2 separate regions of the Mus musculus genome follow, and region 1 is linked to region 2. A link is a loop called in an ENCODE intact Hi-C map of the cell type or tissue named here. Cell type or tissue: heart. All regions are shown on one strand. Each heading gives the region's core, and the rest is flanking DNA. Links, peaks and the distances in the headings are about the cores only.

Region 1 (11,347 bases), core at 2,020-10,019, 52 kb after region 2:
CTGGAGAAAAATGCCATTATTGATGAAGACAGAATACCACTTCCCAAGGTGATTTCATCTAAGGTCATAGGTAGACCTAGCTCATCCTGTCTGGACAATAGTCCCTTTACCTCTAGGGACCACCATTGAGAAGGTTGGGTGAGGCATGTTCTGGAAACTTTTGTCTTTCATTAGTTACACAAGAAATCCCAGAAGAGAGTATTATGTGGTATTATTTAAGAGTCAGAACAGGGGCAATCCTTTTGGGGTGGTGTTGGGTGCAAGAGAGGCCAGTTAACACACAGAGCTCAGCCAAATGGATCAGTACGAATCACAGCATGGGCTCCTGCCTGACTGGTGTAGCCAGCTCTGCCAATTATTCCTTGCTTCCCAGCTGGGGCAAACCAGTGATTTATTCTGGGAACACTGAAGAGACTCCTGGAATTGAATGAGCTCTTGTGGCTGTGGCAGTAATGAGGCCGAGCCCGTGAGACAGCGTCCTGGCATGGAAGACTTAGCTCTTAGTATTCTACCAGTGGCGGCGGGTCTGTCCTGAGCACAGGAAGCCAACGTACTTGACAAAACACTCATTTTCTCGAGTTTCTAAAATAGCAGCTGGAATTACCTGTACAATTGTTTATTTATTTATCTTTACAAAATAATCTAGCCACAATGTTCAGGAAAGCAAATAGATTCTTCTGTGGAGCATGGTAGACACTCCGAGACTGATGTAGCAGCCCCCAGAATGTCTGAGGATTGTCCTCAGAGAGGTGACAGTATTAACAGTGCCCTTTGTGTATCTTAAAGTCTGCAGTGGACCTGGGAGGCCAATGAAGCCTGGGTGATGGCTATGATCAGAGAGGTCTAAGGTCAATGATGCTATAGCCACAGCATGAGGTCACATGGTAAGACCAGTGGCTGGACTCAGGCATACTCAATGATTGTTGCCTTGAAGCACAACATCCCATTGTTACTTTAGGAGATGCTCATCCTCAGGGGCGAGGCTCTTGGAATGCTGGTGACGAGGTGGGAATGGAGACCATAATGATGGTGTCCCATTGATTGAGCCAAGTCTTATTGGCTGCATCTGCCAACCTGCTGATGCCCACTGGGGAATCAATGCTGGTGTAGATAAATTGTGTTCCCTTAAACTTCAGGATTTCTACTGCAGCCCTTGCCTGGACTCAGTACCTCAGAATGGGAGCCGGCAGTCTTGGGCAGAGGTTATGAGGTTGAAGGTCGCTTACTATAGGGTTGGTGCCTCAACTCAGTTGAGGTTGTGTTCTTGTAAGAGGGAGGAGTGTGGGGACAGAGACACAACAGGGAGGAAGATGTACCACGTTTCTTGTCATGGTGCTCAGGAGCCAACTTACCAATGTCCTCCCTTTGGCTCCAGGGTCCAGAACTGTGGGGCAATTAATTTCTATTATGTTCTAGCCTGACTGTGATAATTGATTCCAGCAGCCATAAGAGACAAAAGCATGCAAATACCATTTTCCTCACCGTATGGAACAAGGCCCACAAAGGGCAGGGGCTTTAGGAAGCCTGCCGAGAGCATGTTAGGCTGTGGTGGGGATCCATGCTGCAAGTCAGCCATACATCAGCCCCAGGGTGCTATGGCAGTGAACCAGCTGTATGGCCAGTTTTCAACCTATGGGTGAGCCCTAGGCCCTAATTCTCTGCCGGCTGCCCTTTGCTTTGCTCAGTTTGGAGCCCCAATTTATTGCTGCAAAATTACATGCTACACAGAATTTAGTGCACAAAATCTCTTATTCCCCCCAGCTTTCAAAAGTCACTCTAGTGAGGTACGTCTGACATTTAAGAAGCTGTGCTCATTTACTGTATATGACTGAGTTTGCAGATGAGTTAACACACATACAAAACTTACCATCATCTGGGACATAAATGAATCTATCACCAATGTGTTTCCTCCAGCCTCTCTAGTGATGCTATTTTATCACTGAAAGGCAGAGAGATGGCTCACTGGTAAAGTGCCCCACATACAAGAGGATCCAAATTCAGATCCCAGGTCCTATGCGTGAGGAGGAGGCTGGGAGAAAGAAAAGAAAAAAAAAAAAAAACAGATACCAGGTTATCTATGTGCCTCTATACACAATTGTACCCAAACCTTTTAAAAAAAAATGTCAGATACTCAAATCCATGAAACACATTGGCCAGCCAGTCTAGACCAATCAGTGAACCCCAGGTTCAGTGACTGTCCCAAAGGATAAAGATTCAAAGCAGTCAAGGAAAACACTCAACATTGACTTTGACCTGTCACCTGCCACATTGCTGTGCATATAGGTGCATACTCGTGCACACATGCAAAAGAAAAAGATTAAAAATACCGAATATAAGATTTACTCTCATATACAATATAATAATTTTATCAATCTTTCTTTAAATTATTTTTTAGTACTGAGGATGGTCCTTAGACCCTTCTGCATGCTAAGCAAGCACTCTACCATTCAGTCCCACAGAATAATTCATAACAACAATTGAAGGCTCTGAGCATCTAGATTATGAGTAATAGGGTCACTCCTGACTCTACTGTATGAACATTTTGAGAAGCCATATTTTTTTCTTTGTTTCTTTTAATATGAAGTATGGCTTCCTAGAACTTCTAGTAAAGACAGAAAAAAATAACTGCCATTTTATCTAACATTTTTAATTTTTTAAAGTATGTATTTGAGTGTTTTGCTAGCATGTATGTCTGTGTTTTATGCACATGCCTGGCTTCTGCCAGAAGAAGGAATCTGATTTCCTGGAACTGGTGTTACAGATGTCTGTGAGCTGCCATGTGGGTCCTGAGAATTGAACTTGGGTCCTTTGAAAGGAGCCATCTCTTCAGCTTCTATCTGATGTTTTGATATCGCATCTGGGTTTCCCACTGTCCTTTTGTCTTGTTTTTATTGCAAACTCTACCATTGGCTGGACTCACAAACTGGACTTAGCACTCACCAGGAAGTCACATGGGTTCCTCTGGGACAGCAGTGTAGTGTACAGATTTCCCCCATGTTCTCTTCCATTTCCAAGCCTGCGAACCCTTGCCTAATTTCCTCTTGCTCCAGCTGTCTGGTTTCTTGACACTGGCTGTTGTCTTTGGCACTTGGGACTTGGTCATGGTGATGAGGAATGTCATGGATGGGGACTCTGTGACCAGCCATTCTAGTGGAGATGGCAATTCCTGTGTTGTTTATCCAAGGCCCATAAAAGGGAGAGGAGGGAGGTAATATGACTTTACTCTATGCCAAAAATAAAGTCGAAGTCAGACCTAGAGAGTCCTTGTGCAGCTGGAAGTTCATAGAGTTGGTGGCAGAAACAAATAGGGAGACAGGAGTCCAATTCCTAGGTCATCCTGTGCCTGCTTGCTGCAGGGAGTCTGCCAGAGTCTGTAGCTCCCCACTAGGCCATTAGCAAGCTGCTAAGTACCACTGAGAGGATGGATTGGGGCAAGAGTTGTGATGGTGGGAAAGTCCAGGAAAGCCTGTGGTGGGTATGTGCTGGCCCAGCTATTAGGGTGTTTGCCTAGTGTGCATAACACCTTGGGTTCTGTCCTCAGCACTGTTTATAAGCCATGTGTGATGGTTGCCCAGATCTAATCCTGAAACTCAGGAGACTCTGGGCTAATGAGCGCCTGTCTCAGAAAATGCAAAAGGAACAAAAGAAAGAGCTGCCCATCAGGGAACTGTCTTGCTCTTAGCAGGTCCCCAAGACCCCAGGTGCCTGTCACTGCTCATGAGACATTGGGCTGATCCCTTCACATTCCAGTGCTGCCTCATTGCTCATCACTCTGGCACCTCTCCTGGTTTGTTTGTTTGTTTGTTTGTTTGTTTCCTTGCTGGTTTGCAAAGCACAGGAACTGCAGGTTGGTTTATAAGCACAGAAGCTTGGGGAAGGAGTCCTTTTTTTTTCTATACAGCCTGGAGGTGAATTGCTCCCTCCTTACGGCTCCTATCAGTCCTGTAGCATTATGCAAGATGCCCCCGGAGCCCTCCCACCTCTTGAAGCCTCAGCAAAAGCCAAGAGTGAAGTGGATTCCAACCTTGATGAGAGTCCACCTCCTCTTCTCTGCCACCTCGTCACTCTGAGTTTGGGACTGTGGGCAGGTTCCCTCAGCTGCCTGGGTGCATCTCAGGCTGAGTGACATGGTAAATGCCAAGGCACTCGGTTCACCTGGTAAACTTGGGCAGCCAACCTTTCTTGTTGCTGGCAAATGAAATTAAAATTACATAATTTCTTATCCTTAGCCCCATGCACCCTTCATAGTTCACGAGGCTTGTAGTGTTGATAATGTAGTTTTCACTTTTAGCATGGCCTTCCATGTAGGAACACAATCCCAGATGGGCTGTTCCTTGTTTTAGCTGATTCTCAATTCCTAGGGCTAGAATCAGGGTTGCGAGGGTTGAACTTCAGGGTTGAAGTACCTCTTGGTACTTCCTAGACTTCTCTGCTCCTTCCCTCTCTAGTCCTCAGAATGTGGATGAGTCATCTGTGAAAGTGGCTGACTTCACTCCTCCTTCCCTCTCCAGTCCTCAGAATGTATATCAGTCATCTGTGAAAGTGGCTGCTTGTTGTACTTGTTTCTTGGGACTGTGGTTGCCAGCTATGGTTCATAGTTGTGTCCCCTTCTGGTCAAAAGTGCTATTGAGACTATGGACTGGCTTCTGTTTTGTGGTTGTACCCAGGCCCAGCCTCCCAGCAGCACCTCCCTGCAGATATGGGAAAGCATTTTTGCAGGACACATGTTATATGGACAGCTGGTTAGTCCAGCCAAAGTCCTCACCCAATGATGATGTGACAGAAGCCCAGCAGCAGCATCCAAGAGGCCCAGGAACTGTGTGGTATTGGTGGATAAAAGTTGAATTCATAGCCAACTTGTCTCTGCTTCAGACTAGACTCTGATAGTGACTCATTTTGTGACTTCGGGCTCCTTGTGGGACTTTAAAACCGTAAGTTTTCTGGCCAGGAGACAATGTGGCTGAAACATTCCAGGGGATGGATGGGTGGAGGATGTGGGGGTTTAGTGGGGACTTGGTAGCTGAGCTGTGGTCACTGCAGGTTGCTTTTGCTGCCACTGACCGTTTGCTGAGCTGAGACTCACATCAGCAGGCCTCTATGTGGCAAGGCTGCACGCTCCCTAATACAGCATCAGGCTCCTTGTATGGAGACCTAACATTCACATCAGAATCACCAGGGGTTTAACCAGAGTTAGATTGGATTTGTTTCATTAGCCTTCCTCAGTTTCTCTTCTGCGCGATGCTCCCATTAAACCTTTCCTAAGGTGGCTGGAGAGCAAGCATATCCCTTCCTGTGATATCCACGGGGTGGCCAGGTCGTAGCGCAGAGACCAGTGGCCCTAGATGTGTAGAGAGGTCAGAATTAGGCTTATTCCTGGCTTACGGATTTGGAATCAAACCCTAATTTCAGAAATCCTGTATTTCTGAAGTTAGGTTTTCCTGAGACAGAAAGACATGCACAGAAGGGAAAGGCTTGGGCTGGAGAGGGCTTTTCATCATGGCTCGAGAGTCACTAGGCTTCACCCCATGGATCAGCATATGGTACGTGGGCTGAGTCTGGCCACTAGCCTGTGCCCTTGGATCCCAGCCAGGCCTTGGGTTACACATTATCTCTGCATGCTTTTAGGCCTGAGCATCAGGGTTTAGTGGTCCATGGGGTGCTGTGGTCGACAGAGCCGCAAGTATTGACTGTGTGGTCCATTATAGTTACAGTCTGCTAAACTCTGGGCCTCACTGTAGCAGAATACTCACCAGTGGAATGAAAGATGTGGATGTTAGGACGGACTGAGGACTAGCTCAGTCTGGATTTCAATTTAGACCTCTTGAGTATTGAACAGTATAGAATTCTAGAGGAAAAATGGCTGTCTGAGCAGGGTCCTCAGATTCTGAGGGAGGGAGTGGCCGAGTCATGACTGCAGGAGTACCACACATACTGGTGGTGTTGCCCTAAGTGCAGTGATCAGAATCAAAGGACAGCTGATGTGGTGACTGTCAACAAGATCCTCATCACTTCATCTTCCTTCTGTCTCACTTTCCTGCTATCAAGTGTGTTCACAAACTAAGCATGTGCTTCAGGCCTGTAATTTCAGCTCATGGGGAGGCTGAGGCAGAAGGGTTGCGACATCCAGGCCAGCTTGGGTTGCAGAGTGAATTCAAGGTCAACCCAGCAACTTGATGAGATTTTTCAAATTTTAAAGTTGAAGATAGGGTTTGGGAATGTTATCTTTAGTTCCAGATTCAGTTAGTGACCTGATTTCGAGAAATCATCCCACCCACCACTGTGATCTGGTACTGATTGGGGTCTCAGTCACAGTATGAACCAGAACTTCAGGTCGGTGCAATGCTCAGCCCTCATCAGAGAAGGTTCTCTAAGTAGATGGTAAGTAGCAACGAAACCCACAGCTGCTAACATGCAGAGAAGGGATTGGGGAATGCTCAGCCCGATATTGGATGTCTGTATCACACCCCTCCCCTCAGGCCTCAGGGATCTATGCTGAACTGGAGGCAGGAAGACTGTGGGAACCAGAGGCAGTAGATGACTCCAAGATAACACCGTGCCTCGGGACACAACAAGGCGCATGGTACACGTGAACTCATGAGACTGAGGCAGCGTGCATAAGGTCTGCATAAGCTCGAGCCAGACACATCCCAGCAAGGAGGTGGGGAAGTGGCCGTGAAGTCCCACCCCTCCCCACAAAGCAGTAGGGATTTGATTGCTATTAGGTGGGGAAAGTCACTTTTCTTTAGTGGAGTGACACTGGGTATATTGGCCACACTCCAGGGCAGGCCTCACATCCAGTAGTCAGCCAGCACAAACGGGACCCCATGTTTTGTGTTTGCTTTTGCTTTTTAAAAAAAAGAAGGAGAAAATGAAGTTTGGTGTGTGTGTCGGGGGAAGTGGTGTTTAAGGAGGTGGGGAGGAAAGAATCTGATCAAAATATATGTATGAATTTATCAAAGAATAAATAAAAATGTTATTTTAAAAAGAGCTGGAGAATAATTGGGGAAGCCACCTGATACCGAATTCTGGCCTCTAGCCAATGAGCCCCGAGGATCTACCGGTCTCTCTCCCACCCCGACCCTCCCCACAGTGCGGGCTTACAGACCTGCCAGCACATCTGACTTTACATGGGCCCCGGGCATCTGGACTCCGGTCCTCCTCATGCTTGAGCAGCAGGCACTTCGCTTACTGACTTGTCTCCCTAGCCCAACTACTCTCCTTTTTAAGTTCTTGCTAGACTTTATGTTGCTTCTCCCTTCTTCTATGGAATAATGAAGCTCCTTCCCAAAGGCTGACAACCTGGAGGTTCGACTCAGCGATGAGAAATGCTTGAGTCACTTCTTCTCTGATGGGGATGAGTCGAAGGCATTGTTCCTTTTGACAATCGAGTAGATTTCAGATTTTTAAATAAGGAAGAGACACTCGGGAGATCAGATCTACACGGACAGTTTTGGAATTCAGTTATCATGTGTGGTCACCCCTCTTCAGTAGAATAAAGAAAACAAGTTATGGACCATCTATTCTGAATTACCACGATGGTCACAGTGGCCACAATGCTTCTTTTATTAAAATCTCTGTAGTTTATAAAACCTAGTTAAACTTTTTTTTCTTTTTTATTAGATATTTTCTTCATTTACATTTCAAATGCTATCCCTGTTCCTAGTTTCCTCTCCGAAAAGTCCCCTCTACCCTCCCCCTGCCCTGCTCCCCAACCCACCCACTCCTGCTTCCTGGCCCTAGCATACTCCTATACTGGGGCATATAATCTTTGCAAGACCAAGGGCCTCTCCTCCCATTGATGGCCAACTAGGCCATCCTCTGCTGCTATATATGCAAGCTCTGGGGGGATACTCGTTACTTCATATTGTTGGTCCTCCTAAAGGATTGCAGACCCCTTTAGCTCCTTGGGTACTTTCTCTAGCTCCTTGATTGGGGGCCCTGTGTTCCAGCCAATAGATGACTTCAAGCATCCACTTCTGTATTTGCCAGGCACTGCCATAGCCTCACAAGAGATAGCTATATCAGGGTCCTGTCAGCCAAAAATTGCTGTGTCTGGGTTTGTTGGTTGTTTATGGGATAGATGCCCAAGTGGGGCAGTCTCTGGATGATCCTTCCTTCTGTCTCAGCTCTGAACTTTGTCTCTGTAACTCCTTCAATGGGTATTTTGTTCCCCATTCTAGGAAGGAAAGAAATATCCACACTTTGGTCTTCCTTCTTGAGTTTCATATGTTTTACAAATTGTATCTTGGGTATTCTAAGTTTCTGGGCTAATATCCACTTATTAGTGAGTGAACATCATGTGTTAAACTTTCCTAAAGGTAGGTAGGTGTGTGTGTGTGTGTGTATATATATATATATATATATATATATATATATATATATATATAGAGAGAGAGAGAGAGAGAGAGAGAGAGAGAGAGAGAGAGAGAGAGAGAGAGAAAGAGAGAGAGAGAGAGTTTTCTGGCTGAAGAGACTATTCCATTAGTAAATTGCTTACTAGGTGAGCATGAGAATCTGAGTTCAAGCCCCAGTGCTCATGTGAAAGGCTGGGCATAGGGGTACATCAATGCCTGGAATCCTGGTGCTATAGATGAGGAGATAAGCAGCCAGTCTAGCCTAGCTGATTTGGCGAGCCCCAGATCCCAGTAAGAGACCCTGTCTCAAAACATAAGGTGGACAGTGCCTGAGGAATGATGCTTGAGGTTGACCTCTGCCCTATTACAAGTACACACACACACACACACACACACAGAGAGAGAGAGAGAGAGAGAGAGAGAGAGAGAGAGAGAGAGAGAATGTGCACCTATATAAACACATTAGCACACTTAGCACACATAAATACAGGAATGAATAAATAAAAGGTCTCTGTTGGGAATCTTGCTGATGTTTTCCTGTGACCATTCTGGGCCTGGTGCAGCCCTCCCAACCTCCTTAGGTAACAGCTTCGGTTAGCATATTGGTGCTCATCTAATGCTTAAGCCTGTAAATGCAGCCTATACTGTGCATCCCTGAATGCCTTGCAGTTTTTACATCATACGCTCTGCAGCTCTTTCCACTCGAATGCATGCAGCTTTCCTGCTCTTTCCGAAGTCTCCCACCTTGAGGAGCTCCGCTTCATGTCACGAGCCTTCTCTTTGTGTGGCTTCCAGTCTCGCATTGCAAGCGGGGCCATGGTAACTGACTAACTTTGGCTGGGTGCTGAGAAATAAGATTATTGGGTCAGTGAGTCAATTGTGCAGTTTGGGCAGATATTGACATGCTCCAGGGTTCATGAACTGTGTTATTTTGAACCATTCTCAATGGGGTGTTCCAGGAACTTAGAACCTCACTGCCTGGGCATTTGGAGTTTTCCTTTGCTCATTGGGAACAGCATCTTCCAGCTGTTTGATTTCCTGTACACATCATGTTGTTCTGTCGGCAGCATCTTTTAAGTCATTGCTATTTGTTTGATGATTTACTCTCTGCTGTTTGTTTCTGTGAGACAGTCATGCGCTGAAGCTCCTCCTGTCCTGGACTCTATGAGTCGCCCAGGCTGCCCTCAAGCTTCAGGCAACCCTCCTGACTCCCCAACCCCCAACTGAAAATTAGCATGCTAGAAGCGCCCCGTGCCTAGCTTTTTAGTTAGTGATTTTTGAAGCCCTGGATGGATTAAACATGAACTTTTTTTTTCTGTGATCAGTTTTACATTGTTTTTATGTTTAAAACGTCTATTGGCTTTGCAGTTATTGAAATTCATTTTTTATAAAGAAATACTGGAGGAAGAAAAATAGCCTGTCCTCATTTTTAATCAGATGATAGCTTCCTTTGGTGACCGTGCCCACTCTGTAGTAAACCCACAGTGAGAGTGGTGTGGACTTTGAAATTTTCACCTCAAAACCTTGGCTCCTGTTCCCTTCCTCGGTATGGTACGTGCTTCCTTTCTCTGCCTTACCAATCCCTTTAACAGGCACCTCACACGCAGAGGTTCCTAACATCACAGGGAATGCCATGAGGAACATCCTCCCACTGCTGATGTGTAGATGACTTCCATGAATGACAGTAACTTAATCACAACATGGAAACATTTCTTTTTTTTTTTTTTGTTCTCTGTAGCTATTTATTTATTTATTTATTTATTTATTTATTTATTTATTTATTTATTTATTTTTAATTAGGTATTTTCCTCGTTTACATTTTCAATGCTATCCCAAAGGTCCCCCATACCCACCCCCCCCAATCCCCTACCCACCCACTCCCCCTTTTTGGCCCTGGCGTTCCCCTGTACTGGGGCATATAAAGTTTGCAAGTCCAATGGGCCTCTCTTTGCAGTGATGGCCGACTAGGCCATCTTTTGATACATATGCAGCTAAAGACAACAACATTTCTAAGCCCCTGCAGTATGTCCCTCTGCCTAGCAAAAGCGCCATTTCACTGACTTTCACTATCACCCACGTTTGTTTAATAGCGTCTCTGAGCTCTTAACCAGGTCACTGCAACTTAGCAAGTGATGGTTAATTTTACAGGAGGCCTGAGTCTCGGAGGAAGCTTAGAGCTCAGGTCCTGTACCAAGTGCCCAGAGTTGGCCCAGAGCCCAGAGTCAGACTGCTTGTTCTTAGGAAGCTGGGATTGGCTCTTCCCCATGCAGGGTCATCCCAACAAAGTGCAGATGACAGGACATGAGTCTTATAAACATCTCAGTGTACATGGAGCCGAATGCCACCCAACCCATGCATGCTCTGTTGAATGAGCATTTTCTGTTTCTTAGAGAAGAGCTGTAGGGTGTCACATGAGTGTTACAGACTAGTTCTTACTCTGTGCTACTGCTGAGGTGGATCGCTAGGGCACAGTAGTGACATAGTAGACAAGCCATGTTCAAATCACTGTGCTCTTGAAGCGTCTGATTCTGGATTCTCTGCAAGGAGAATCCATCAGCACTAAACATTGAGAGCTGGAGGGAGCAAGTCTAATAGTCACTAGGATGGAAAGATGAAATGGTGTCCCTGTCATTATGAAGCTGTTTGGACACTCCTGGGAAGTGCATCCCAGCCTTCCATACCCCATCACCTTTGCATAGGGTTCAGCAGCAGACTACTAGGAAAAGGGAGTCTGTCATTCATTGTAGTCCTGGGGACAGGGAGCTATTCTGCAGTGTCAAGAACCTTGTCGGTGGCCTTCAAATGTCAGAGGCCCAAGATAGCTATGAGTTAGGAAAATAGTGGCTGGACAGAGTGACTTTGTTATTTTGTAGGCTGCCATTCTGCATCAATGGAGCTCAGGTGACCAAATAACCTGAGTCCTCAGGAGTCCCTGATCCCAGTAGACCCATTATCGTTTCTCCAACTGTGTCCTCTCCCCAGGTGGGACCTCC
Region 2 (11,347 bases), core at 1,454-9,453:
GTCTTCCTGTGCTCTTTATTTTAAACCTTGAGAGTCACATGTCATGGGGCAGTGTCCTTTGTGAATGAGACCAGGACTCTGAGTTGTCAGGGACACAGACATGAGTTCTTTCCTGCAATCCTTTCTGGGATGTATTCTGTCTGGACCTCTCCCATATTCTAGACTTTTAGATTGTATCCCCTTGTTTCAGGTTTAAGATTGAGTGACTCTACTTGTTCAACACTATTCTTTGTTTCTCTATAAAGACAAAAGGCATTACAAATCAATGTTGCTTAAGGCTAGTGCATAGTGTATGTGTTCCTTTAGACTTGACTATTCTACAGTAACAAAGGAACCTAAAATTTCTACAACTTAACACATGCAGGCTTCTATTTGGGAATTGTCTTTTCAATGGGTGACCCAAGCCCTCGTTGACATTTTTTGGGCTCCCATTGGCTCTGTATACAGTTAAAAGCTCACTACGATAGAGCCAGGCAAGGTTGAGGGCCTTAGACTTTCCTCATTGACTTATCAAGAAGTGCAGGTCCCATGTACACCCAAGACAGGGTCTGTACACGCTAAGGGCAAAGGAGTTGGAACCCAGAGAGTTAACCTTAAACGGCTGCCACAGTCAAGTTCACCTATATTGAATGTAATTTAATTATTTCATCTGAGATGAGGAAGCATTTAAATTTGTCAAACCACAGCGGTAAAATTCTATTAATTACCATGGAAAAGTGATAAAACCAAGAGCAAAAAGATGGCTGAACCAGCCAAAAGCCTTGGGTAGCAGTACATGGATGTCACTGACCGGCAAAGATCTCAGAAGTGGCACAGGCCTCTTTGTGCCTCAGGATTTCATATGAGCAATGAAAACCCAGGGCAGAGATTTCTCTCTTTTCTATTTTGTCTCTAACTAGATTCTACAGCATTTGCTTCTGAGACACACACATAGTTACGGAAGGCAGGATTCATATACATCTTTTCTAAAAAGGCTCTCGAGAAGCCTAGGTTGGCCTCCTACCCCCTATTTAACCAAGGATGTTTTGAACTTCTAATTCACCTGCTTTCACCTCCTAAGTGCTGAGATTACAGGCATATGCCAGTACATCTGGTTTATACAGTATTGAGCATTTGTGCATGCTAGGCAAACACTCTACCAACTGAGCTACATCCCAGCCCCCACTGACTTCCTTTGCCATTTTATGCATTGCCGGGCATTGAGTGTTTGCAACTTTCTCTGTGAGTGGTGGGAATGGCAGCGAACAAGACACACCATGTCTCTATTCTGGAAGGAAACCAGAAATAAAAAGGCCCAACCTTTACACCAAGCCCAACCTTTTCACCAAGTGTCATTTATTTTCCTGCCTTTGGGTGACACTTTTATTTTTTATTATCACACTTATTCCCTAAGTTATACTTACACACGGGTGTGTTCCAGGTGCTTGTCTTATCCTACTCGCAAAATTGGCATCTAAGAGGTACAAAATGTATTGTCTCACAGTTTGGAGGGTGAGACTGGGTTCTCCATAGAAACAGAACCACTAGATAAATATTCTGTGCATTATCTACACATATACTATAGAATAAAAGTCCATATGTATCTATGTAAGTGTATCATTTAGAGGTCCAAGATCTAGTGGGTACATTGGAATTGGTACCTGTGATTATAAAGAACAAGACTCCCATGGTCTTCTACAGGCCAGCAAGATACCTTAGAACAGTGCTTCTCAAATTTCTCCTAATGCTGTAACCCTTAAATACACTTCCTCATGTTGTGGTGACTCCAAACCATAAAATTATTTCATCGCTACTTTAAACTGTACTTTTGCTACTGTTATGAATAGATAATAATGTAAACATCTGATATGCAGGATATCTGATACGCCTTCCTTGTGAAGGAGTCTTTTGACACCTTTGCAGGTTGAGAACTGCCACCTAAGAAGCCACTGGTGAGAGTCAGTCTGAGCCCACAGGCCTGAGAATCAGGATGAAGTTGTATGGATAATGGGGGACAGGCAGAGTGATTCTGGAGTCTTAAGATCAAGAGCCAGGAACTCCTACATGGAAGACAGGAGAGAACCCCATGCCAGCAAAGAGCAAACTGCCCTGTGCTCACTTTCTGTTCTCTTTCTGCCTTCGGTGGGTTGGACCATGCTCCTTGGATGGGCATGTCTACTAGTTCCAGCTAGTCTATGGTTCCAGGGTCAGTCTCTCAGCATTTTCAGACACATGGCTTCATGAACATCCCATAGCCCAGGCAAGTTGACACCTGGTTTGTTATAATCGTGTCTGGATGTCTGAGGTTCAGATATGGATGGGGCTGGCTGCTGAGACAGTGAACAAGTAACTGCTCTAGGCTCTCCCAGTCCTCTGGTAGTTTACCCACCTCATCTTTGATATGTATTATTTTACAGAAGGGCCTCCCACCCCAAACTCACAGTGTTACCAACTGTCTTAGTCGGGGTTTCTATTCCTGCACAAACATCATGACCAAGAAGCAAGTTGGGGAGGAAAGGGTTTATTTGGCTTACACTTCCATGCTGCTGTTCATCACCAAAGAAGTCAGGACTGGAACTCAAGCAGGTCAGGAAGCAGGAGCTGATGTAGAGGCCATGGAGGGATGTTCTTTACTGGCTTGCTTCCCCTGGCTTGCTCAGCTTGCTCTCTTATAGAACCCAAGACTACCAGCCCAAAGATGGCACCACCCACAAGGGGCCTTTCCCCCTTGATCACTAATTGAGGAAATGCCTTACAGTTGGATCTCATGGAGGCATTTCCTCAACTGAAGCTCCTTTCTCTGTGATAACTCCAGCTGTGTCAAGTTGACACAAAACTAGCCAGTACACCAACCCTGTACAAGTGTGTACCTGTGCCCTGATTTCCCTGTTTCCCAAGGAGAATAGTCATAATGGATGAGGTCTCTGGGAATTCTGCCTAGATTGCATCTTAACAAATACCACCTGCAATCACCCTCTTTGCAACATGCCCACACTTTGAGCTACTCATAGTTGGATTTTACACAAACTTCTTCAGGCTCGGGGAAGACACAGATCAGTACACCTACCTGAGTGTGGCTAAACAGCTGCAGTGGAGAAACTGACAATTTACTTGTACCACATTGAATGTCCTCCATTTTGACATTTGGACATTGGTAGACTTTCTTGAGATCTCAAAACAGAAAAAGAGGAAGTCTCTGGTGTAGAAGATGTGGGTGTGGGCAGGAACCCCACCCAGATGGATGGCCTGAGAGTTTTGGTAACCTTCTTCCTTCCTGAGGTTGTGCCCTGGTAGGCTGCTTGTCTCACCTGAGACAGTGCACACTGCAGAAAGTGCCCTTGTTTTCGAGTGACTTCCAGAATGAGATTAATAGGCAGAGACGGGCCACGTGTGGAAGGTTATATCCCATGTCTCCAGAAACACTAAGTCCCTCAGGATCCTGGGTTTCCCTAAAGAGAAGCTTAAAGAGGAAAGACACTCGACTTTGCACTCTTCTCTAGAAACAGAGAATTGGATTTAAATAAAAATTACAACATTACGCTGAGGCAGGAGACTCATGAATTTGAGAGAAGCCTGGGCTAGATTTTGAGTTCCAGTGCATCCTGGCTACAGAGTTAGACTGTCCCTAATGGGGCAGGGGGAACAAAACCAACCAACCAACCAAAAAAACAAAAAAACCCGAAAGGATGTGCATCCTAGACTTAGAGTGTGCAAGTGGGAGTTTAAACAAGTTGCACTATTTTTCTTCTTCTTTTCTTTAACTGTAAGTCACAATTTTAAGTTTCCTTTAATTTTATCAGGGAGAAAATTTCCCAGTGGCTTTGCCTCGTTTCAGTGTCTAGAGCATTTACATGGGTACCAGGACTCGGGCCCACTTTCCCTGGGCCCGCACTTCCCACTGTGGCTGATCATAAGATACATGCCCAGTGAGACAGTGAACCGTACATCCTCAGCACAATAAGGTCCTTCCTAACAGTAAGGTCTTTCAAACAGGCTTGAAGTGACCACCTTGCAGGGGGATAGTCAGTCTTCTTCAGGCAAGAGCTGGACTGAGGAGCCCGGTCAGGGTGGAATGGCTTTGAGAGCCAGGCAGCTTTCTGGAGAGAATGGCATTAGCTGTTGAGAGGCTCAGAGGAGTCAGCTTCATTCATTATTGAGCACTTATTACTCTCCGGCTCTGTGTGGGATCTCACAGAAAGACATCCTGAAGAGCGGTGATCTAAGCTCCAGAGTAAATACCCAACACCGGGAGCATGGTAAGTACCATAATCCACATAAAAACAAGGTAAATAGATCCTGGGTACGGGTGGAGGGTGGAAAGCAACGGCAGATTCGACAGGCTTCATAGATAAACCTGGAAGTGCGCTCGCTGTGTGGTCTGCTGCAAATCTGGATTTCAGTGCCTGTGTAGTGGACTCAGACCATCTCCCCAGGAATAGTTACATAGCATTAGCCAGCCCGTCAGGTCACTGGTGTGACGATGCACAGGTTAGCACGTAAGGTCTGGGAGGTGTCATCTATGCATTTTGATGGGGGTGGATTTTTCACCTACCCACAGAGATTCATAGGCAGTGTGTTACCAGTCCTTTGTGTCATGGACAACACGGGAAGCCTCAGTCAAGCTGCAAGTCTTCCACTTGCTGTGAGCTTCCAGCCCCCCTCCCCCAGCAGACTCTCAATCCTTCATTCATAACTTTGCTCCCCAACCAGGCCTGGGGAGGTGTGAAAACATTTCTCTCAGAGCTCAGGCCTTCAGGCAAAACTATTTCTATCTTTCAGTGAGAGGCCGAAGCAACAAAGTGCTGTTGTTAGGATTCTTCACACTGTGTGCTTTCTTGAACAAAGGCATTTATACAGAGTCTGATGCAAGCCAAAGCTCTAGGAGGCCACGTGTGTCCTTGTTTTGTTTTGGCTTTTGCCTATTGGACATAGGCTCTCACTTATCTAGTCCAGGCTGGCCTTGACTTTGCAATCCTCCTAGCTCAGCCCTCAGAATGCTAGGCTTATTTGTGTGAGGCACGGTATCTATCAAGTGTGTGTCTTTGAAGATTTGAAACATTCAGCCCAGTAACTGGTGATGGTATCGGATGAGGGGCTGGGGAGACAGCTTGGTCACTACAGTGCTTGCCATGCAGGCCTGAGGACCTGAGTTTAATAACCAGCATCCATGTAAGAATACAGATGTGGTGCATGCTCAGCATCCTAGCACTGGATAATGGGGGTTGGGGTAGAGGCAGAAGGTCTCCTGGAACTTGCTGGCCAACAGGTCTGCATGAATTAAAGGGGTTTAGGTTCAGAATATACAGTAGAGAAAAAGAGGTGAACACCCCAGCATTGACTTTTGGCTTGCACTCACATACACATGTATAAACACAAATATGCACCTGGGAATGTAGCAGCAGACGGTAGATGGTACAGAGCTTTTAATCCTGTTTTAATTCTCTAGGGGAAAACTAGAGAAGTTGAGTTAGCAAATGGAGGCTCTCCAGTCCCCCAGCCAAAGAACGCAGTCCACAGCTGTTTGGACCCAAAGTGCTTGAGCAGAACATCTTAGGAGAGAGAGAGAGAGAGAGAGAGAGAGAGAGAGAGAGAGAGAGAGAGAGAGAGAGAGAGAGAGAGAGAGAGAACGCACACAAGTGTGGTGTGTGTGTGTATGTGTGTGTGTGTGTGTGTCTTGGATCCCCCCAAGGGCCTTCCCTAGTTAACTCCCACCTCCTGACATTCCCAGAGCCTCTCAGAAATATCTTTACCAGATGCAGACCAAGCGTTCAGAACACATGCCTGTGGGAACATTTCATTCTAGCCTTAATACATACTCAAAAGGTTCACCCATTTTTGCACGTTTGACATGAACTTCCAGGACCTACCAGAGGGATTGCAAGATAATAACTTATGGGAATTCCCATCCACTGGTGGATCTTAGGCTCTAAGGGAAAGAAACGAAATGCTTTGGCTTGTGCTTCATATATATGCACAGAGCCTCAGCCTCAGGTCCAAGCAGGTTGAGGACTCTTCTCATTCATTTGCATTATCAGAAGTTAGGGTGAAAAGATGATTCTTTCATAGTATTCATGGTAAACTACTCACAGGCAGGATAGCTGTCGGGCAGGTTCTGGCAAGTCCAGAGACTTGCTGTAATTTGCATAGACAGACTACTCTAGAGGGTCCCAGATACTTCACTGAGTGAGATTTCCAGCTTCTGACTGGTAGGGTCGGGATTTTTCACTCGTTTCTTTCTAGCTGTTGGCACTCGTTCTTCTAGTATTGAAAACAGGGGTCCAACTTCAGGAGGACTCATTGCCCCCTTGTCCCGCCACCCCCACCCCCCAACTGATCTGGGCCCTCCCTTTGGCATTGCTGGGGGCTGCTCGCCTGGTCCTGGTGCATGGACATTAAGGCACCTCTGAACGGCAGGGGGCGCTGGCGTGCAAACTGGCTCTGCCTCCCGCGCCCGCGCTTAGTGCGCGCTCGCGCCCCGTCGACCCCGCGCGCAGTTCTCAGGGCGCAGGGCGGGGAGGCATAAAGGGCGCTGCGCTGCGGGGCGGGCTGCACGCGGGAGGCTGACGGGGCAGCGGCACCCGCGAGCCGGCACCGGGCGGGGCCATCACAGCCACGCGCAAAGAGGCCGAGCGGGAGCCCGGACCGCGCGGGACCAGGTGGGTGACGCGCGCGTCCCCTTTGTGTCGGCATCGCCCGAGCGGGCCGCGCGGGATAAGGCTGTGCGGGGCTGGTTTCGGCCCCCTAACCCGTGCTGCCGGGCGGGGACCCCGCGGGCTCCGGGGCGGCGATGGGGACTATGCTCCGGGATTCCGCTGGGTGACGGCCGCGTCCTCCTGGCCGCTTGCACTTGGGGATCGCGCGCCACGGAGAAGTCTCCAGCCGCAGGCGCGGGGTGTGCTTTGCTGGAGTGGCCCGGGTGGGCGGCCGTCTGCAGGCCTTGGGTGGACTCCCGCCGTGACCTGGACATGGGCAGAGCGAGGGCGTGGGGAAGGTCGGGTCCGTTCTGGCCAGTGGCAGTCGCGAGTACCCCGCAGTGCTTAGCCGCGCCTGGCCGTGGGCATGGTCCTCTGCTAGCCTCTGGCCCAGGAGTCTCCGTGTCCCTTGTACCCCTCTTGCCCAAGGAAGTCCCCTCAGGACTCTCGTATCCCGTGCTCCGCATTGCTCCCGGTTTTCTACACCATCCGTGGAGCTCAGAGATTGTATCGCTCCTCCTGCTAAAACTGAAGGCTTCCTGGCCGCCGCCGTTGCGCGGGAAGAGGCGACTTCTTCACCCTAGGCGGGTCTCTGGTGGTCGCACTTAAAGTTTGCTCTAGTTCTTGTTTTGGTCTCTTTTTTTCAGAGAATACTTTAAAGTATACTTATTTTGAACAGTCCTACAGCCTGCTTGGTACAGGGTCAAAGGCCAAGTAACAAGGAGAGCTAGACAAGGCTCTGGGAAACCTTCCCAGGGTTCCTGTGTCCTAGGATTAGAAGGACAGTCCAATCTTGCTTAGGACAGTTCTAGGAAGGAAGGGCCTTCCAGGCGTGGTGTCTGGGAGACAGGTCCTTCTCAATGACCCCGGCCAGGGTAGTAGTTTAGACGGCTAAGAGACGCACATAAACACAGTAGCAGACAGAAGGAAAGGTGGTCAGTGTGCCCTCCGATGAGAGAGCAGAGACAGGGGCCTTTCTAAAGGAGGGATGTGGAATCAGATGACCAGTGGGGCGTAGCCAGGGTGGGGGAAAAAGCACCAGCAAAGGAATGCAGAGTGTGAAGAACCGTTCCCACGGGGTTGCCTCCTTGGCTCCCAAAGAGCCAAAGTTTCGCTCCTCTTCAGCCATACCATTGGTCTGGACTACTTTTTCCAGTGTCTTCCACAGTTTTGCTCTTATTACATTTTAAAGACTGCTAGGGAAGTATATCTGGAGGGGGTTTTGAATTGCAGGTGGAGACTCTGGACTTGGCCTCTGTTGAGTGGGACTCATGGGTGGTCTTGCAGGAGGACTACAAACAGTAAGTACTTCATGCTTCAGGGTGGCTATAGCAGTGTTAAAGGGCCAGGTGCCCCCGGTCGGGTTTTAAGTCAGACACCACCCTTTGCCATACACACCCATTTTACTTTCCAGGGGTCCAACTGACCCTTCTGGGAAAATGGGTGCATCTAATTCAGCATTTTCTGGACCCAGCACAATTTGAATTCTGGAGTTAACATTTTGATATATACACTCCTCTTTAGTTTTTTTCCAAGTGAGTTTTTGTAGGCTCCCTAGCCCAGGCTGGCCTGGAACTAACTCCCTAGGGAGCTGAACATGACCTTAAATTTCTGCAGTTTGCGCCAATGGAGTATTGGAGTGAATGGGACGGACCGCTATAATCAGTTTATGTATAATTGAGGTTTGAACACAGGGCTTTGTGTATATGAATGCTAGGCGAATACTCTCCTGTGCTTCATCTCCAGCCCCTGGACTTCATTTTTCTAAAGATGTTCTAAGTTCTCACGTCAATGCCTCTCACCCCCGTCAAGGGGGAATTACTGAAAGATAAATTCCTGAAAGAAAACACGGGTGAAAAGGAGAGTCCACAGGCCACCAGCCAGCGGAAGCTCTGGACAGTTGCATGTTAGTACTTTACAAGTGTCTTTTAAAACTCCGCTTGCAAGCTTACAGTGCCTGTTTCCAAACTGTTCCTAGACTACGTGGCTTCTCCTGGGGCCTTATTGTGGCTTGAGACTTGGAAAAGATACCACACACTGTTTTCCCAGTGCTGCCCATGTTCAGAGCTAATGCGCTGTCCTGCTTGCAGCCGTAGGGCCCCAAGCCAGGAGCCACGTTGCCTGACTGAGAATGCTGTTTTTTCCACTGTGGTTCCTAACTTGGCCTTGCTGCCTCCTTTTGTTCAAACATCTCCTAGAGGCCTCTTTCTATAGTGGCAAAGAGGGAGAGAGAGAGAGAGAGAGCTGCTGGAGCCTGTCCTGAGCCACCGAGAGGCATGGCTATAGGTGGGTCCTCAGCCCTCCTGTATGACCATGAGGACACTGTAGCTGAAGAGAAGCAATCAGGTGCCCAGACCACATGGTGGATCTGTCCTGAGTATCAGTGACCCTTTCCCTTTTTGCTTCTTGGAATAAGTCAGGGGTGTGAATGCTCTCCTGAGAGCCCATGATCTTTAGCTGACTGGGAGAATGTCTATTTGACTTAGCAGTAGCCCTACCCACGTGGGATGTTCCCATATTGAGACTGTGTGGAGTGGACTCGTCTTTGGAAGGTGGATTGCTGTACTTCTCCTGGGTCTTTGTGGAAGGTGCCTTTCATTCTTTCTAGCCTGGATAAGTTATTTGAGACTAGCCTTCTTTTCTTGGGAGGGTTTCCCAATCGCCGATACACATGGATACTTCTTCTTAATTAGCTGGAGAAATTAATTGAAGCCCTGTTCACACGTCTGCGGGGCATTTGTTCCCAGCCGGGATCCCACCCAGCTGTCTGACCTTGGCAAGCATCTGCTTGCCTGGATGCCTGCAGTTCCCCGGGGATGGCTGTAAAGCATTGGCCCAGATGTTCTCCTAGGTCCAGGAGCACTTCTAGAAGATTTCTAGAAGAATCAATAGTACAGAATGACCTACGGATACGGCCATTTGTGTGAACTTTCCCGAGGAAAAGGTGTGCTTTCACTCTGAAGGGTGGCTGTTCTCCAAGGCTGCATGGGGAGAAGTGAGCTTTGGGGAGGCCGCTGCAGCTTCACAGCTAACACTTGACATACTTGTGAAAGCTCAAAGGACCTCTTATCAATTGAGCAGAACTGTGGAAGGCTTGCTCTAGAGCAGTGGCTCTCAACCTGCATGACCCCTTTAGGGGGTAGAATGACTGTTTCATATCAGACCTCCTGTATACCAGATATTTACATTGTAACTCATAACAGCAAAATTACAGTTACAAAGTAGCAACAAAAAACGACTTTGTAGTTGGAGGGTTTCAGCATAAGGGAGGTTGAGAGCCACCACTCTCAGATTATAAGCTAGATTCAGTGTTACAGGGAAGAGTGAGTTTCCTGCCAGGCTGAAGTCATGTGTCAGTTCGTGTTTGATTGTGTACGAGACTCCTGATGCGGGTAGTAGAGCAGACAGGAGTATATCCATTAAACTTTGCTCATAGGTAGGTATTGAGTATCATATGGATTATAAATGCAGTTCTCATAGCCAGCGGAAAGGTGTATGGTCTACTTCCACCTGATGTGGGCAAGCATAATCCACAGTCTCACAGGGTACATGTGGAAGCTGAACTTTGACCTTAGAAGTCTGCAGAAAATTAAGAGTGTGTGACCTTGATCTCCAGTGGAAAGAACTAGGATCAAAGACAAGAGCAGGTTGATTTTTGAGGTGGGGTCTACTGTGTTGGAAATGTACAGTGTAGTGGGCCCTGTGCTTGCAGAAGCCAGCGGGTTGTTAATCTGGGAGATTAGAAGGCCAGTGTCCAATCAGGACTTGAAATGGCATGAGACACCTTGGGCTGTATAGAAACGTAGAACAAACTCAGGCTCTGAGCTCACCTGGTTGACATCCGCACGCTGGAGAGCTGTCCAAAGCAAGCTTCTTGCTTGTCACACAGTGTTTTCACTTCTGGTACCTTCTGGAAGGTTCCCCAGGGTATTTTCATTGCCATTCACTCTTGCCCAGTTTCACCTATGGTGGAGGTCAGAGTTCAGCACAGGTTTATGAGAGCAATGAAGTGGTGTGGTTGTCACAGGCAAGAGGTGTTATTCCTGAGTGGCCTGAGAAGGCTTCCGTGACTGCAGCAGCTCCTGTGGGTGTTGAGAACTTCCCAGCAAGCTTGTGTGGAAGGGTGTGGTAACGTGGGCTTTGGGGGGGGGTCTTATTCTTGGGCCCACCCAGCTTGCCAACTGAGGTGGGTGTATTACTTATTTTCTGTTCCTGTGTTAAAACATCATGGCGGAGGCAACTTAAAGAAGAGAGTTAATTTTAGTTTATGGTTCCAGAGGGATACGAGTCCGTGATGCACAGCAGCAAGTGGCAGACTTGATGGTCAGGGCAGGGCAGGAAGCTCCCATCCTCAGCAGCAAGCAGGAAACAGAGAAAGTGAAATGAAGAAGTTATGAAGCTTTAAATAACCAAAGCCATGTCTAGTGACATATTTCCTCCAGCAGGGCCACCCCAAACAGCTCCACCAACTGGGGACCAATTGTTCAACTTCCTGGGCCTATGAAGGGCATTCTTATTCAAACCTCCAACATGGGGCAACTGGGAAAGCTCTCAGAGTCTGGCATGGATGGAGCTGGCTAGTCAGCTGGGCTGTTGATATCTAACCAAAGACTGTAAGCATTTCATGCACTGCTATACTTCTGGGAGATTGTGTTAAGCTATCAAAGAACCAGTTT

The links. A loop is a pair of places that touch in the nucleus more often than their neighbours do. Peaks named below come from ENCODE experiments on the same cell type or tissue, not always from the same donor. Only the 100,000 strongest peaks of a DNase experiment are listed, where the experiment ranks them.
Region 1: it touches region 2 in a loop (2.3-fold over the local background); 10 of 42 quality-filtered maps call a loop at or near these places.

Annotation. Positions count from the first base shown.
Region 1 is chr12:26,359,241-26,370,587 of GRCm38, reverse strand. The region is part of intron 3 of Rnf144a (ring finger protein 144A); the gene reads left to right. 4930549C15Rik (RIKEN cDNA 4930549C15 gene) reads right to left here. Exons shown (of 5, transcript NR_130981.1): 4 at 1,868-2,029. Among named protein-coding and RNA genes, the nearest start is that of 4930549C15Rik, 18 kb to the right of the region's middle. In heart, for the core only: no CTCF peak of the experiment used is centred there; a DNase peak (open chromatin) is centred at 3,047.
Region 2 is chr12:26,410,389-26,421,735 of GRCm38, reverse strand. It overlaps Rnf144a (ring finger protein 144A), which reads left to right and starts at 6,474. Exons shown (of 10, transcript NM_001081977.2): 1 at 6,474-6,635. Mir6538 (microRNA 6538) reads left to right here and starts at 6,726; the gene lies at 6,726-6,835. In heart, for the core only: CTCF peaks have their summits at 6,202 and 6,404 (motif pointing right); DNase peaks (open chromatin) are centred at 6,415, 6,975, 7,565 and 8,755; H3K4me3 peaks cover 1,815 bases; H3K27ac peaks cover 2,222 bases; H3K27me3 peaks cover 1,812 bases.